2 separate regions of the Mus musculus genome follow, and region 1 is linked to region 2. Evidence: chromatin contacts called from ENCODE Hi-C data. All regions are on one chromosome and are shown on one strand. The core of a region is the stretch at or near the end of the contact, and the rest is flanking DNA. Distances in the headings are between cores, read along the strand shown. Region 1 holds the start of Dguok (deoxyguanosine kinase). Region 2 holds the start of Rpl34-ps1 (ribosomal protein L34, pseudogene 1).

Region 1 (3,549 bases), core at 495-2,994, about 12 Mb before region 2:
GTGTGTGTGTATACACACACACACACACACACACACACACACACACACACACACACACAATAGCTTTCTTCAGACACACTAGAAAAGGGCATCAGATCCCATTACAGATGGTTGTAAGCCAACATATGGTTGCTGACAATTGAACTCCGGCCCTATGGGAGAGCGAGCAGTCGTGCTGTTAACCGCTGAGCAGTCTCTCCAGCTTAATTCATCTCAATAACCATAAACTTCTTTAAGGCAAGGCTTCACACTGTGTCCCAGGCTGACCTGCAGGGCTTGAATTGGCAACACTACTCCTGACTCAGCCTCTCAATTACAATGACCCCGAGGACAGAGAGACTCTCATTCTTTGGGGGACAGGGGCAGTTAAGTATTTCCCAGCTCTGATTTTATACAAGCAAAGAAATGTAATCGGTATTTCTGCACAGTGATGGTTACTGGTGTGTGGCAGTGGCAATGGATAGAATTTAGCGGCTCCGATCTCCACGAGAATCCTACCTAGATTATAGTTGTTGTAGCCAAGGCTAAGTGCAGTGGTCAGAGGACACCTTTCAGGTGGTGGTTCTCTCATTTCACCACGTGGGACCTGAGGATTGTGACCCTGTGGTGAACAGGCTTAGCAGCAAGTGCCTTTAGTCAACTTGCAAGCCCCCTCCTCCTTTTTGAGCTAGTCTCGTACATCCCAAGATGGCCTCCAATGCACTGTGTAGCCAAGGATGACTGAACTTCTGAGCCTCCTACCTCCACCTCTCAAGTTCTAGGATTACAGGCGTGTGCCACCATACTGGAGTTCTCTGCTCCAGATCCAGCCCACAGCTTTGTGTGTGCTAGGCTCCACAGGTCACATCTTTCCAACAACTGCAGGACTGTAGATTTTATGTTTCAGAAAGTCTCTTCCATGCCTCCTCTCCCCTCACTCACTGCATATAGTCCTGTACATGTCTCCTCTCCAGGATTCATTCTTACAGAGCCAATACCATGCTTAATCCAACTCGTTATCCTGATGAGATTCCTCCAAGTGAACATTTACCTATTTAAAGGTCAAAATAAAATGGGGTGTGATAAAATAAATGGTCCAACATTGTGCTGACAGTTACACAGGATGCGAAACATTACTTGTGTAAGTTATTGGATTGTTCCCTTCCTGCTTAAAACAGTCCAGTCTCTTCCTGTAGGCAATAAAGTCCCAAAGTATGGAGGAAGAAGGCATTTATCTTAGGGCCAGTGAGACGGCTCAGCAGGTAAAAACACTAGCTGCCAAGACTGATAGCCTGAGTTTGAGCAGACTCTTATAAGTCGTCCTGACCTCTACAAGTGCGCCATTAATGAGTAAGTAAAATGATACGTAATGAGCATGCTGGAACACACATTGTAGGCTCACCACTTGGGACGGGGAGGCAGGAGGACCAACTGCACTACATGAGACCTTGTCTCAAAATATCAAAATAAATAAGTATAACAAGATTTTTGTTGTTCTGTTTTTCAAGACAGGGTTTCTTTGTGTAGCCCTGACTGTCCTGCGACTCACCCTGTACACCATACTAATATGCAATATACACATATTAATTAAAACGATGAGAGGGCTACGGACGCCTGAACTCTACTTCAGCACACCCTCCTACACCACAACACCGAGACACTCCCACATCGTCCCTGCAAATGTCGCGAGAACAGAGCAGCTCCTGCGGCCTCACCCGCCTAGAGAGCTAAAACCAGCCACTTCCTGCCTGACGGCCCTCTGACGTCAAAGGTGCGCTGGCGTCGCTTGATCGCAGGCGGAAGTGCTCTCGGCGGAAGTGCCCGCCTTGCTCGGCTTGGGTAGGATGGCTGCAGGTCGGTTCCTTCTGCGTCGTCTCCGAGCGTCTTTCCGTTCCCCGCTGCGGAACGCGCTCGTGGACGCGCCACACGCCAGGGCCATGCACGACGGGGGCGGCCCCCGAAGGCTCTGCATTGAAGGCAACATCGGTAAGGGCCAGAAAGTGGCTGTCGAGCCTTGGCCTCCGCCGAGTAGGTGGCTGAGAGGCTGGGAAAAGAAGTTGGCCTCAGATCTGTCCCACCCTGCCCACCTGACCCCTTCTGCTGCCACCGCCCAACCTGCCGGCCGGTTCTGCATGTCAGGCCTTTCTCCCACAGTGCACCGCGGGTTTTGATTTTGGGAGACATTGGGCCCCAGTACCCGCCCACCTACTCACCCACGGGGACGTAATAGCCTGACGCAGGCTTTAGATAGCCCCAGAATTATACTGGTTTACTGGCATGTTTCATTCGCTAGAAATAGATGCGACAGTGTGCCGGTTCTTTTCCTAAAATAGCATCACCAGATTTAGCAAAAATAAAAATAAATGTCCAGTTTACATAGTTTAAGATAATTTTGGTGTGTCACATGCAGTATTTGGGGCATACACTTAAAAAATGAGCCATTGTTTATTTAGACTTTTTTTTTTTTTTTTTTTCCCCTGAGACAAGGTTTCTCTGTGTAGCGTTGACTGTCCTGGAACCCGCTCTGTAGACCAGGCTGGCCTAGAACTCAGAAGAGATCCGCCTGCCCCTTGCCTCCCTTGTGCTGGGATTAAGGGGATGTGGCACCACCGCCTGGCTTAGATCAATTCTTAACAGATTCCATTTTCACTATTTTGCTGTACCCCCATGTTAATTGCACTACAAATTATTATGACAGTGTTCTATTGTTTTGAAACAGTCACTGTGTAGCCCTAGCTGGCTTGGATCTTGCTATTTAGACCAAGCTGGGCTCAAACTCACAGAAAGTTGCCTGCCTGGTTAGGAAGGATCATGCTTCTTAAATTTAGAAATAGATACTTATTATATATTTTGTTATAAGTAACCCAGTATCTTAAAAAACAAAAAAGCAACATGGAAGGAAAATGGCTCAACTCACTGTTGCTGAATTCTGAGGGTACTTAGCTCTGCACAGATGCTGATAATGCTATCAGGTGTGGGCTGCTCAAGACATTCTAGCAGCAAATAGTTTCTCGTTTTATTCATTCAGCAAATCGCCCTTTGAGTGTCTTCTCTGTGCTGGCACTGTTCCTTGACCCTACGGATACAGCCATGACCAGATCAAATAAAAATTCTGCACTTTAATAGGAAGTGATACATAATAAAGCTACAGAAATTAATTAAGCGGGGTAAATAAACAGTGGATGAGCTATTGATGAGTAAGATGAGAGGTTGAGGGTGGTTGTCTGTCTTCCAAATATAGTAATTGCCAAGTACCTCACTGGTGAAGGGATGCTGGATCAATAACCTGAACAGTGTGGGGGAGTGAGCGAGGTGGGCAGCTGACCAACAGTATTCCAGGCAGAGCAAGTCGGAAGGCCTGGGGATAGAATGGTGTGTTCAGTGAGCAGGAGGGAACCCATTCCAGCCAAAGTAGAGTCACCAAGGAGGGCAGTGGAGGAAATGATCAGGTGGATGAAGGAGGACCGGGTTGTGTAGATCCCAAAGACTATCGTGGGTTGTTTTCTTAATTTTAAATTTTACTCTCTTATATATTATATCCCAACGGCAATTTCCTCCTTCCTCTCCTCC
Region 2 (3,075 bases), core at 408-2,907:
CAGTCTGGCTCTCAGCACAGACCATCCTGGGCACTGAACAATTGTTTGGCAATTTTCAGATACTTTTGTAGAGCAAGAGCCCTGTGGGCACTATTGAGGTGGTTCAGCAGGCAAAGCCCTTGTGCACATGTCTGGTCACCTGAGTTTTGTCCCTAGAACCCACATAAAGGTGGTAGGAGAGAATCTACTCACATCGTATACATGCAATAATAATACATACAAGTAAACAAATTGTAAGAGGTCATAACGTTTTCCTAATATCACCTACAATATGTCCGTTGCTGCTTTACAGAAATTAATTCATGGGATCCGGATGGCAGTGTGACAAGTCCATTTTACAAAGGAGCCAACTGGGATTCTGGGAGATGATGGCTTTGAGTTCTGTGTGAAGTGTTCATTGAAGCTACTCTGGAGAGCCAGTGGGGTTCCCTTGGGTTTCCAGCCTCCTCCTAGTCTCCACTCCTCTTTGCCCCCCTTTTCTTTATCCCTGGTCCCCCTCACCTGTCTTTGCTTTGTGTGAGAACCTGGCTGTGCTTTCCTAGACGGCCCACCTCCTAATAGTCCCACCCTCTAAAGGCCAGGCATTGAAACACATGCATGTGTGGGGGCCTTGTAACAGGTGCAGTGTCAAGATTTAAAGCAGAGCTTGGCTGCTAGGCCACCTGTTGAGGGTCACTTCTCCCTCATCTCTTATCTTCCTATTGTCTCTGATCCAAGGCTCACTCCTCATCAGGGATCATGTTGCTTGTAAAACCGATTCAGCTTAAGTATCTCTGGTTCAGACCCCAGCAGCGTGTAAGCAACCCTGCAAGCAAAGGTGAGCACTCTCTGGCTCCCTTGGGGAAAAGAAGCCTTCCAAATCCACTGGAAAGCCTGGCAATAATTCTCCCAGCCAGCAGAGGGCAGCAGAACACATCCAAAGTCCTTGCTTTAAAGTAGGTGGGGCTGGCCAATCCAACCACACTCCTGTCATTGCTCATGGGCAAACCACCTGTCTGACTTTATTTTCTGAAGTCTGGGGACCCTGAAGGTTTGAGGGTTGAACTTAGTACCTTGCACATGCTAGGCAGGTGCTCTACTACTGAGTCATATCTAGGCTTGTCCCAGAGGACAACCTCAGGTGCTGTTCAGCAGGCTCTGCCCTGTTTTATTTTATTTTTTTTAGACAGGCTCTTTCATTGTTCTGGAGCTTTCTTTTTTTTTTTTTTTTTTTTTTTTTTTTTTTTTTTTTTTTTTTTTTTAGATCAAGTCTTGATTTTTATTACTTAAAAAATGTGCATATCTATTTTGCTTTCTGACTCTGTGCTTGTGCCTTCAACACTTTCACAACGATTTTCTGCTCCTCAATAAGGAAAGCCCGCTTGATCCTGTCACGGACACACTTGGCACACATGGAGCCGCCATAGGCCCTGCTGACGTGCTTCTGTGTCTTAGACAGTCTCATAAGGACTTTGGGCCGCACAGCACGAACCCCTCGAAGTCTGCCTGGGCACACGCCACATGCGGATTTAGGTGCTTTCCCAACCTTCTTGGTGTAGAGGTAAACAATCCTGTTGCCAGGGGTTCGAGACAGCCTAGTTTTGTTAGAGGCTGTGTTGTAGGAAAGCCTACGGCGGTATGTCAAACGCTGGACCATCCTGAGTGCCTCTGAGCACCGTCCCCGGAAGAGTTCTGGAGCTTTCTAAGCAGCAAAGCTGGTTAGTCAGCAAGTCCTGGATTCCATAAAAAATAACTTAAAAATTTAAAAAAATGTATTGCATCTTATTATTGGTGCCTCTCTCTCTCCTTTTAAAAGTTCACATATGCCTCGTGTGTGTGTGTGTGTGTGTGTGTGTGTGTGTGTGCCCTCGCGTGCGTCCGTCTGTCTGTCTGTCTGTCTGTCTGTCTGTGATTTCTGAGAGAGCAATAGTAGCTGGAGATGGGGAGACCCAGTAAGCAAGCCCATGTCTGTGCAAAGGCCAGAGGAGGAGTCAGGTGTCCCATTCTGTGACTCTCCATCATATTCCCTTGAGGCAGCATCTCTCATTGAACCTGGAGCTAGGCTAGCAGGGAGCAAGCCACAACCATCAATCACCTGTCTCCACCACCAGAGAGCTGGTGTAAAACTTCTTACTGACACGCTTCCGTACTGCTTCAACTAGGAAAAGCAGACGTAAACACAGAATCAAGAAAGTCAAAATAACCTTGTCACTGTGTAACACGCATGTGCTGGTACCAAGACTGTGGTGGACTCCAGCAGTGTCCTCCCGGCACATGATCATTGTGGGTGTCTATTGATAAGCTTTTCTTCCATTTGTGCTGCAGGAACACCCTAGTCACAGCAGCTGGGAGGTCATTTCCCTTCTCTCAGAGCCAGCTTAGCCCAGTGCCTCAGCCTCCTGTGTGACAGAGTTTCTGGCTGGTGATTGTGGATTCAGATATAAATGCAGACACTGAAATTATGCAGTGACTTGATTTTTAAGTCATTCAGATGGATCTAGAAAATTATTTGAAAAAAATAGTGTACAAACTCACACACATGAAATGCATTGCTGCTGGAGAAGTGTGTGTGTGTGTGGTGTGGTGTGTGGTGTGTGTGTGTGTGTGTTTAGGCCAGAGAACAACCTCCTGTGTTGTTCCTCAGGTGCTGTCATTTTTTATTTATTTATTTTTTTTGACACAGTATCTCATTGACCTGGAGCTGGTTGGTCAGCAAGTCCTAGATTCCTGGATTCCCTTTTGAGAAATCTCTCTCTCAGTCCTTACTTCTTATAGGTGAGCAAGTTGAGTCTCAGACAGGACCTCTGCCTTAGCCTTAGTACACAGATCATCAGGGTGGGGCAAATGAGATCCAGTGTGCACAGCCATTTCTCCTGATAAGACCCTCAGTCAGTCAGAACAGACTTGGTTCTGGAGAAGGAGCCTGGGTATGGATTCTTGAGGGAACAGTCATGGTAGTGTGGGGACTTCCCTGGAGGTATCTAGTCACCAGCTTCCAAATCTGAGGAAATGAGAGAGTACTGGTGTGCACAGCCCCTGGGAAAAGCCGACGACCCTACCACTCTACATTCAGATTAAGTGCAGGTTGTCTCAACT

What was found. A loop is a pair of places that touch in the nucleus more often than their neighbours do.
Region 1: a map of T-helper 2 cell shows a loop between it and region 2 (14-fold over the local background). The contact joins the promoter of Dguok here to the promoter of Rpl34-ps1 in region 2. A Hi-C loop is called at or near these places in 4 of 37 maps with a recorded cell type or tissue (T-helper 1 cell, T-helper 17 cell, T-helper 2 cell and 1 more).

What each region holds. Positions count from the first base shown.
Region 1 is chr6:83,505,164-83,508,712 of GRCm38, reverse strand. It overlaps Dguok (deoxyguanosine kinase), which reads left to right and starts at 1,744. Exons shown (of 7, transcript NM_013764.2): 1 at 1,744-1,965. The coding sequence starts at 1,824.
Region 2 is chr6:71,123,171-71,126,245 of GRCm38, reverse strand. It overlaps Rpl34-ps1 (ribosomal protein L34, pseudogene 1), which reads right to left and starts at 1,657. Exons shown (of 1, transcript NM_001199350.1): 1 at 1,245-1,657. The coding sequence starts at 1,636. The coding sequence ends at 1,283.